2 separate regions of the Mus musculus genome follow, and region 1 is linked to region 2. A link is a loop called in an ENCODE intact Hi-C map of the cell type or tissue named here. Cell type or tissue: heart. All regions are shown on one strand. Links, peaks and the distances in the headings refer to the core of each region. The heading gives the core; the rest is flanking DNA.

What was found. Peaks named below come from ENCODE experiments on the same cell type or tissue, not always from the same donor. Only the 100,000 strongest peaks of a DNase experiment are listed, where the experiment ranks them.
Region 1: it touches region 2 in a loop (2.7-fold over the local background); 6 of 42 quality-filtered maps call a loop at or near these places.

Annotation. Positions count from the first base shown.
Region 1 is chr4:58,997,629-59,003,116 of GRCm38, forward strand. It overlaps a transcript of Dnajc25 not described here. Among named protein-coding and RNA genes, the nearest start is that of Dnajc25, 2.8 kb to the right of the region's middle. In heart, for the core only: CTCF peaks have their summits at 2,236 (motif pointing left) and 3,180 (motif pointing left); no DNase peak of the experiment used is centred there; H3K4me3 peaks cover 127 bases.
Region 2 is chr4:58,909,819-58,915,306 of GRCm38, forward strand. Ecpas (Ecm29 proteasome adaptor and scaffold) reads right to left here and starts at 2,931. Exons shown (of 49, transcript NM_172381.3): 1 at 2,658-2,931. The coding sequence starts at 2,679. In heart, for the core only: no CTCF peak of the experiment used is centred there; DNase peaks (open chromatin) are centred at 1,363, 1,753, 2,553, 2,973 and 1 weaker place; H3K4me3 peaks cover 2,936 bases; H3K27ac peaks cover 2,168 bases.

The sequences.
Region 1 (5,488 bases), core at 170-5,169, 88 kb after region 2:
ATTTTTGTGAGCTCAGGGCCAGCCTGGTCTATATAGCAAGTTCCAGTCCAACCAGGGCAACATAGGAAGACCTTATCTCAAGATAGCAACAGCAAACCACAAGACTAATTTAATTTACTCTCTTATGTAGAAAACAAACAAGGACTTTTGTACTATGTCCAAATGCTTACTCCGTGAACACAATTTGATTTGTCTACCCTTCAAGCAGGAAGTCCTGCACAGGGGCTGGCTGTTACTGTGGAATTAGTGACTTTCAGGGAGTTAGGTCACCTTGATTTGCTTTTTTCATGTTATTTGTGGTTTTTGCCTTGGGACTTGCACTCCAAGAGTTAGGTCATTTTTTTAAGTTTAACATTTTTAAATGAATTGTTCATCAATTAAGATGATGGCTCAGAACTGCCTGCCATTTCAGCTTCACTGAGATTTGGTGCTCTCTTCTGGGCCTCCTCCCACACACAGGGCACACACACATACACACACACACACACAGGGGGGGGGGGTGGAGAGGAGGGGGGAGGGGGAGAGATGCATTTCTTTACTAAACTGGGTGCTGGGTGTCTGGGCACCAGGATCCATCCCGATCTTCCCACTTACCCCCTCGGCCTTTAACTGTTCCTAACCCTGGGTCTCTCCATTCAGTGTTTTCAGGCATATGATTCTTTTAAATATCTTCACCTCAGATGGTGATGTTTTATTTTGTGCTGGTATTTAAATGGTCATTTCTGGTGGTTCCCACTTTACCCTTGCTTTTGTTTTGCTTTGATTAGTCACACAGTGCGCTAGGAGGTTCCCGTAGCACTTCTTTTTCAGCTTAAGCCGTGTGGCACCGAGTCCTGATGGCATAGCCTCCTCCTCACATCCTCACCCTTGAAAATACCCTTTGTCTGTCTCGCTGAAACTTTTATTTTGACAGTGGTGACAGTTTATGCTTCACGTGGTCTAGGTTGCTTACATTCAATTAGACGTGGGATCAGAGCCAAAGACTTTGAGGGCACAGGGTCTTTCAGGAGAAAAAAAATCATATTGTGTGTGTGTGTGTGTGTATGTGCAAGCATGTACCCTTGTGTGCATGCACATTCACATGTGTATTCCACAGCATTCTTGTAGAAGTCTTTCCTTCCCTGAGTGGGTCTCAGGGATCAAAGAAGTTGTCAGACTTGGTAGCAAGTGCCGATACTCACTGAGCCTTCTCTATCACCAGCCAATAAAATTTTCTTGATAAGCAAGGGATCTGGCAATGACACAGACATGGCTGAAAAGCTGAATCATTTGTTGTTCAGTGATGTGGATATCCTCTTAGTATATCTTTTGTTTATCTCTTTTTAAGAATTCATATCTCTTTTCATGTTCCAGGCTTGTTTTGTTTCAGAAGGATACAGTGTTTAACAGCCAGGGCAGATTTCAGGAAACTGTCACCAAATCTGATTTAATTGAAATTAGGAGATCTTTCAAATATCTTTTCTCTATTAAACCTGCCAGAGTTTAAATAGTATAGTTAGCTAAAACTGTAAGACCCCCGAAGCTGGGCCTCTGCTCAAGTCCCGGGATGAGCTGGCCAGCACCCCAATGACTCGAGAGAAAACCACACCTAATGCAAACTCCTTCCACTGTGCAGGGCAGGGGAGTTCAACCCTTAGCGGTGACAGTAGGGGGCTTTTAACAGCTAGCTGAGGAATTGGGAGGAGTTGGGAGGAGTGGGAGAAGCTGGGCAGAGTTCTGCTCTTTCGGGTGTCCTTGGTGAAATTTATGAGGCAGAAGGAGTGGGGAGTGAGTTCTTTCTGAATTTTTATCTCCGTGTCCTCGGCACAGGAAGCCAGGCAAGTGCCTGGCTGGGTCTTTTACAATTATTACATCTCTAGTTGTAAAGTATAGAAACAAAAAGGCTTTTTGCTAGCTATAGAGAACAAAGAGCTTTTTTCTAGCTGTATTTTTAGAGATCAGGGAAAACAAGCTTGGGGAACGTCCAGGGGCTTTACCTTCCAGGGAGAAACACTCTAAGTTGGGGTCTCACAAAACAAACAAACAAACAAAGATCAATGCTTTCAGCTTGATAGAAGATTTTCCAGGAGTAGGCACTGGGTTGATTTTAAATTTAAATTTCTCCTTTAATTCATTTGACTCTCTTGGAATTAGAAAAGTAGTTCATAGATTCTGAGTAAGGTTAGGCAAACATTAAAAGTATGGATTTTTGGCAGAAGACGTGCAAAATTGTGCAGGAGTGATAGCACCCTCTGGTGGACAGTTTGGGAACCAGCATGCTGTCTGTTGGGTGCATGGGAACAAGCTGCGGGGAAACAGGACCAGGAAGACTCCTCTTCAAAATCTCTGCCTAGCTCTATTTTTCTGTGGCTTTCTAGTGGCAACAAGCAAGAAGCCATAGTCCAGGGGATACAGTATATAGATGCACAATAGGGATGGGTTGTGTGGACTAGTATTGTTTTGCTTATTCCAAATATGAATGCCAGAAGAGTGGGGAAATCAGAAAGACCACTTGCTTCCTGTGGTGATTAGTTAGTTAAGTGGTGCCAAATGCTGGATATGAGGAGAATTGCAGTTAACACAGGGAGAATTTTCTCCTTCTTAGGTGGATGGATTTCAAAAACAATAGGGTAAAATACAAATTAACCTCTTTCTCCCTTCCTTCCTTCCTTCCTTCCTTCCTTCCTTCCTTCCTTCCTTCCTTCCTTTCTTTCTTTCTTTCAAAAAGATTGTACCAAGTAGCCCAGGCTAGACTCAATATCTCAATCCTCTATCTTTATATCTTGAGTGCTAGGATTACAGGGATGCACATCACTTACAACTCTTCCCTCTTCATAAAAAGTGGGCATGTGTTGAGAAGGCCAAAGAGATTATGTTCATACAAGTCTGGCTAAATTAAAAAATAGTGCTAGCTATGAAATTGATATTGTTTCCACACTACTAACCATGTCTCTCGCATCATTAGGACAGTTATTAGTCAACTTGCAGTGAGGTACACATGATAAATATCACCAGGAAGAAGTTCAAAACAGTGTTCAAGCCAGCTTCTAAAAAATACTGTTAAAAATAATAACAATAAGGGCTGGAGAGATGGCTCAGTGGTTAAGAGCACTGACTGCTCCTCCAGAGGTCCTAAGTTCACTTCCCTGCAACCACATGGTGGCTCACAACCATCTGTAAGGCGATCTGACGCCCTCTTCTGGTGGGTCTGAAGACAGCTACAGTGTACTCACATCAAAAAAAAAAAAAAAAAGACAGGCAGGATAGCTCAGGCTTTAACCTTAGCACTCAGGAGGCAGAGGTGGTAAGATTGCCACAAATTAATTTAAGGCTAGCTTGGTGTACAACTGTAACTGTAGATCAGCCAAAGTGTGTGTGTGTGTGTGTGTGTATATATATATACATATATATATATACTTTGAAACTTTTTTTTAAAAGATTTATTTATTTATTTATTATATGTAAGTACACCGTAGCTGTCTTCAGACGCACCAGAAGAGGGCATCAGATCTCATTACGGGTGGTTGTGAGCCACCATGTGGTTGCTGGGATTTGAACTTCAGACCTTCGGAAGAGCAGTCGGGTGCTCTTACCCACTGAGCCATCTCACCAGCCCCTGAAACTTTTTTATTTTACTTTTTTTTTTTTTTTTTTTTTTTTTTTTTTTTTTGAGACAGGATTTCTCTGTGTAGCCCTGGCAGTCCTGAAAGTCATTCTGTAGATCACTCTATGGTCAAACTCATAGAGATCTGCCTACCTCTGCCTCCTTGAGTGCTGAAATTAAAGGTATGGTGCGCCATCACCGTCTGGTTACACTTTGAAAAATTTTAATTCTGAGACATCCTGCAGTGGTCCGAATTAGCTGTCTTAGTCGCTGTTCTATTGCTGTGAATAGACACCATGACCAAGACAGCTCTTATAAATGAAGGCATTGAGTCTTGCTTAGAGTTTCACAGGTTTAGTTCTCTCTCTCTCTCTCTCTCTCTCTCTCTCTCTCTCTCTCCCCCCCCCGTGTGTGTGTGTGTGTGTGTGTGTGTGTATGTGTGTGTGTGTGTGTGTGTGTGTGTGTGTGTGTGTGTATGAGAGAGAGAGAGTGGGGGTGAGGGGGAGCAGATGTGGGCTTTTGAAAAACTCAAAAGCCTACCTCCAACAAGACCATCTCTCTCAAGTCTTACCAAGAATCCCCTCACTCCCTGGCTACTAAGCATTCAAGTATCGGAGCCTGTGGCAACCATTCTTATTCAAACCACCACAGTGTGAGTACTCGTCAAACCTGCAAATGTGACTATTAATAGAAACTCCCCGTCTTGAAAGAGGTATTGGTATTTTGGCTCACTTTGAATTTATTTGAAATGAAATAATTGAGGTTTATAGAGGCTAAAGTCCATGTTGATACTAGAAAAATTTAATTGTATTCTTCCTGAATATCTAACATTGTCTATCAAATCTTCACTTGGTGTACAGACCAATCCCAATGGATAGATCCCTATCTATTAGTTGTTAGCCAGTTGCCATCATAGACCTGGGAAACTATAAAGTCAGTCATGTGGGATATACTGGTCATTCATTATCAACCCGACTGGATTTAGAATCACCATGGAAACACATCTCTGAGTGTGTGTGAGGCTGTTTTCCAGAAGGGTGTAACTGAGGTAAGAACAACATGGACACATCACCATCATACATAGTGAGGCATTGGATCAAATAAAAAGGAGAAAATAAATTTGGCACCCTTTTCATTCCTTTATTCTAATTTCAGATAATGTGTAACTAGCAACTTTGTTGCCAGGCCTTCTGGACTGTGGGGGCCGTATTCCCTAGAACCCTAAACCCAAATAAATCCTTCATCTTTGATGTTGCTGCTTGCAGGTATTTGGTCACAGCAACAAATAAATTACACATTTAAAAACTGTGGTTTATCTGAAATTTAAACTTAATGGAGCACGTCCTCTCCCCACTCCACCTCCTGATTTCCCTGGAGGCATTTGCAAGATCTTAAGCTGTATTTTGATTGTCACAATTAGGGATAATGGTGTTACAGGCACTTTTGTGGACCGTATGGGGGTACTACTAAACGTTTTACATCCTCCGGGCAAATAATTGTTTGCTCTAAAATATAAATAAGCAGAGAAACAGAGAACAAAAAGGCCACGGTCTTTCAGGGCTCCTGGGAGAGAGACAGTGCAATTGTCTAAGTTCATCTTCAGTTTGGGTTAGAGGGGGGGCAATGTCCAGGCCTGGAGACAGGATGCCAGTGCCCAGAGTTCCTACGGCAGCGGATGAAGTAGCGAGGTCGAGAAGGTGGCGTGTGGCTAGTCCTGCGTGTGGACTGTGCCGCACTAGGCGGCTAGGAGCGCTTCAGACAGACAGACACCTACCCCTGCCTCAGAAAAGACCGCTGAGCTACTAAGACTACCAGGCTCCACAACACACAGAAGCCGCCCGAGGCTAAGGCGTCCTTCTCTCCTAGCAACGCGCGGGGACGGAAGTGGCTGCGGCGCCACGCCCC
Region 2 (5,488 bases), core at 153-5,152:
GACAAATGGCAGGCTGGGAGTGTGACTGGTGGCAGAGCACTCACATACTAGCACTTCATACTAATGTCAAAGGCTCTGGCTTCAATCCCCAGAACCACAAAAGTGAAACAAAGAAAGCGGCAGTTCCTCAAAAGTTAAGGGTTATTCCCAAAAGAACTGAAAGGAGGACCACTGCAGCATTATGGATGGCAACTAAAATTTGGAAGCATTCATCCATAGTAAGATGAATGGATAAGAAAATGTATTACATGCAAGAGAGAATTATTCAATCTTAGAAAGAAAATCATGGCAGATGTTATAGCAAGGATAAACTTTGAAGACATTATACTAAATTAAAAAAAAAAAAACACAGCCACAAAACGGGGTGGGGAGTGGGGGGGAGACAAACAGTGAAAAGTTATATGGTGAAGTTCAGAGACAAAAAGCAGAAAAGTGGCTGCCAGGGGATTCAAGGAAGAGGAGGGAAGGAGTTGTTTAACAATTACAGAATTTTAGTCTTGAAAGATGGAAGAATCCTGAAGATGGACGGAGGTGGTGATTGCACAACAGAGTCCATGTACACAATGACCCTGAACTTCACACTTAAAACATGGTTAGGATGATAAATCTTGTGATGCGTATCACACCACCATAAAAACACTGAAAAATAAAACTGAGAAATTGGTCTCTTCAAAGGTCAAGTGTTGGTTCCATTGGGACTGTGAGGCAAACACTCAACACTGTGGCCACCTCCATCTACCTCTCCGTACCGGAGACCTCCCTCTTCTTGCTCTCCTCAGAGTCTCCTTTCTTCCCAGAGCCAAACCAAACGCGTACTTCAGCTTCCAACCGAGCAACTAGCACTCCTGCTCCACCAGTTCAAAGCAGCATGGAACTTAATCCCTCTAAACGTTTATGCCTCCTCTTTGAAACAAGGGATAATTCCTACCTACCTGCCACACAAGGTTGTTATGAGGGCAAAAGTGAGATCACGTTCATAAAAGTAGCTTTCAAATGCCAAGCACCAAAGAAACATAAATTAAGTTTAACTACTTTCACATGGCGATTGAGACGCTTTAATAACATAAGCTTCACAAACATACGCTTACAACACCTCACCCATGCTGGCATTTAAAATACACATCATCCTCAAATAACACCTTTCTTTGTTAGTCTTTACTGAAGGGCAACATAGGGGAGTAGGTTTCTCGTAAATACCCTAAAGCATTTGAACCAACCACCCAAAACGCAATCGATTATCCTACATATCTCACGAAAACTGAATATTTATGACCCCAGAATAGGCTGACAACATCCTAGAACTACACTTCCCACAAAGCATAGAGTGGAACACGGGCAGCAGGCTGGGCGGCCTGGCATTAAGGGCGACCACTGCTCCCAGCGAGCTTGGATCGTCATCCCCTGGAAAATCGCAACGCTTGGCATGGAGTGGGACTCTCTCCTTTCTGACAGCTCCGTCACCCTCGTTTTGTTTTTTGTTTTGTTTTGTTTTTCTGCCATTAACAGCGGCCCTATTGGCCTTTACAGCTTCAACCTGAAAGTCATCTCCCATCTGTGACCTTTCTGCCGATTCCTTGGAGGTGCGGGAAAGGCAACCCTCTCCCCTTCCCCAAAGCTCCACGTCCAGAATTCGCCCGTCAGTCAGAATCAAGGGACATGCGGGGGGTCTGACGGAACGGACGGGTGGACACAGTCCGACCTGGGGGCGACAGGCCGCGCGCCAGCTCCGGTAGCAAGCCAGGGGCCCGGGATCCCCCCAAAGCCCGGGCCGAAGCAGATTTCGAGCAGGGGTAGCTAAGCCCGGGGCTCTGGTTTCAATTTCACGACGTGACATTGCAAACCTGCGGCCTACGAGCGCCCGCGGCGGCGGCCCGCGCCTGTTCGCCCGCCCTCCCGCCAGGCCTGAGCCCCGGAGCCCCGTGCCGAGACCACCGCACACCCACTTGCCCGGCCCCGCGCCCCCCCAGCCTCCCGTGTCTGGCCGGGCCCAGCCCCGGTCCTGCGTGGAGTTAAATCCCGCTCCCAGCTGCAGGCTCCGCGCCGCACTTACTCAGCTCGTCCTGGGAGGCGGAGGCGGCGGCCGCAGCCATGTTGCGCCCGGGAGCGAGCGAGGGAGGGGCGGGCGGGCGGCCGGCGAGGGGGGCTCGCGGCCGTCGCCGTGCCGTGCCGTGCGGTGCCGCGCCGCGCCGCGCCGTGCCGCAGGGGCCCGGAGCCGCCTCGGGTCTCTCACGCGGGCCGCGCTGCGCCCTCGAGGCCCGCCCGCTGCCTGCGTCCTCTGCGCTGCGAGCGTCGCTCTCGCCGCGCCTCGCGAGCTCGCGACTCGGGAGCTCCCTCTCAGCCTCGCGCCTCGGAGGAGCCGCTGCCGCCCGTGCGGCCGAGTGACCGCGCGGCGGCTCTTCGGCTCGGCGCCCGGCTTGCTAGCCTCACGCCGGCTCTTATATTTAGAAAGAGCTGAGCCATCCTCCCCCCTCCCCCTCCGCCTCCGCCGGCCCCTCGCGCGCCCGCTCGCCCGCCCTCGCTGCCTCGCTCGCGCCGCGTCCTGCCCACCTGCCGCCGCCAAGCTTCCCCGGCGCGGAGCGGGAGACGCAGACGCGGCGGGCCAACCCCTGGACCTGAGCCTCATTCCCTCAGCCGCACGCAAGCACGCGGCCTCTGACCTGAGTCGGAGCCGGTCTCCATAGCCCGGGATGCTGCGGCGACCCAGCGAGGTGGAGGACGGGCCGGGCCCGAGGAGACGCGCGGCCGCTCCGGAGGAGCCTGCGTGCGGCCGAGCGGAGCCGGGCTGTCCTGGCTGCCGCGGAGAGCTTCCCCGCCCCGGGCTGTGGCGTTAAAGGTCTGCGGCTGTCACGTCCGCCTGGTCGGAGCTGGAGGAACACGCGCCCGGACGGAGGAAGAGACGCGGACTCGGAAAAGTAGAGCGGGGCTCGAATCGGAGGAGGAGGAGGAGGAAGAGGAGGAAGCCCCGCCCTGCGCCTCGCGCCCAACTTCTCGGCCGCCGCGCTGACTCAGGCCGGGCCTCCGAGCAGCCCCGAAGTTAAAGCCCAGAGGGACCTGCACCGAGGGCTCACCCTGGGGGATGCTCCCCTAACGTTAGCCTCCCGAGCGAGCTGCGAGCCAGGGAAGGGCCGGAAACCACGATATTTGAGCTACCAAGACGTGCTTTAGAGTCCTTCTTCTTAACCCGAGTTTAGTGGCAATCCCAACTTTTAACTTTAAGCCTCTCGTTGGTCCATGAGGTCGTGTACAGCTGCAAAATGGAATTCAAATCAAGGGCTTATATGGTTACTATAAGAACAACCAAAAAAAAAAAAAAAAGAAAGAAATTAGGTGCCAGATCAAAGACATTTTTAGAGGAAAAGAAAATAATCGAGACCCTAAATGAACTGAAGTTGCATATATTCCCGCAAAATGGAATCCCTAGGGCCCTAGATAATGCCTTGAAATTTGAATACATGCGGCTCCCAATGTAACTTAGGCAAGTACGAGATAGCAACAAACACTGACCATGTTACTTCCTGTATTAATTTTACATTTACAAAGAAAGTTACATTATCTTTGTCATTATCATAAAAATAAGAGTCCTTCCTCCTAGTTCAGCTACCTCACCCATCTCACACCCAAGAGAAAAATTATTAAATGTAGAATTTGTTGATGCTTCAAGACCTAGTTCTGCACACATGTATAGCCCCAGGTTCAGTTTGGTTCATAGTGATAAAACTTGGATATGGTCTCTCTCTCTCTTTCTCTCTTTCTCTCTCTCTCTCTCTCTCTCTCTCTCACACACACACACACACACACACACACACACTCCTTCCCTGCTGCTTGTTTTGCCTAATGCTGGACTTTGGGACAATAATTAGATCCTGAGAGTCTGGCCTAATCAGAGGTTAATACTGATTGCACAGCTCCATTGCCCATGGAAAAGCAGGAGGTGGGGCTAACTGAAGGAAGTATATCACTGGAGGTGTGTTCTTAGGGACTGTGTTGCAATGGCCTCTTCCTGTCATTGCTGTCTGCTTCGTGTTTGCCGTGAGAGGGGCTGCTTTATTTCATCACACACACCCTGCCACGTGTCCAGCCCCACCTCAAGTCCACAGCAATGGAACCAAGTGACCATGTACCACACCTCTGAAACTGTGAGCCAAATACAGTTTTGTTTTTTTACTCATTTTAAATGGTCATAAACTTGTCACAGTGACAGAAAAGCAAACACAGGTGGAGTCCAGGTTCTGGGTAAATGTTTTCAACCCCCACAAACACTTTCACTATTAATTGGAAGAACTACATTACCATTTGTTAATGACTTAATAGTATATGTACCTTCTCCCCAGCCCCATTCCCATATCCCCAATCTCACCCTACTCTCCAGATTGACTAACTCCAGACTAACTCCACCCTCTCCCTCCTGGGGACTTGAAACTGACTAGATTTGTATAGTGCTCTGAGCCTCAGTGCTTTTTTAGTGGACATTCTTGCTCTTTGGTTTGGCATTTCTTCCAAAATAAATGCAATGACCATTTATAAACAATACTAAAGTACAGAAATGTCTCTCCACCCCTCCCAGTACCATTGTCCACTACTCCTCAGAAAGGATTCAAAACTTGTCAGCCGTTTGATGCATACGAACTCTCCTAGTTCTGTACTCTATAGTAAAACACTCTAAATGTCATGAAAGGCTGGCTAAGGGTCTTTTTTTTATCTATTTAGGTGTTCAGAGATGGCAAGGATAGAGGCTGGAGAGATGGCTCAGTGGTTAGAAGCATGGTTGCTCTCCCAGAAGACCCTTGTTCACTTCCCAGGGTCCAAATGGCAGTTAACCATCTGTAACTCAAGTTCCACAAGATCTGACTGACACCTTCTAACCTCTGCGGGCACTGCATGCGTGTGGGGAACAGACGTGCATGTGCAGACAAAACACCCACACACATAAAACAAAATCTCAGAAAAAAAATAGTGGCAAGAATAGTTTCCTTGGTGTTAGCATCTCTGAGCTCTTGAGCAGAGGCTTACTAAGTCAGAGGTGTACAGGCCTAGAGGTATATGACTCTAAGCTTTAAAAGGCAGAGGCTTACACTATACATGTAAGTATATGTAAGTATATATAAGTACATGTAAGTGGTTCAGGTCAAAGCAAGCCACAGCCCTCAAAGTCAGGGGCTTTTTGCTCCAAAATTGCTCAGCCAGGCTTGGAACCTTAGGAACTCCGGACAGAGGCTATCACTCTGGGCACAGAACCCAGCAGCTGGTGTTACAGCAGCAAACCTCAATTATCAGGACCCTTGGCTCTGAACCCCCGCCAGCTCTCTGGAAGTCTTGCATGGATGGGACTTTCAACCTCACTGACTCCACCCTTCACTGTTTCTTACCTTCGGCTCTTCTCTGTACAGTCTCCTGCCATGGCCTGCTCTCTGAAGCTCTCGGGCTATTTTCTCACTTCCGCTGCTGCTGCTGCTGCTGTCGCCACCACCTCTGTTAGTACCCATGCTGA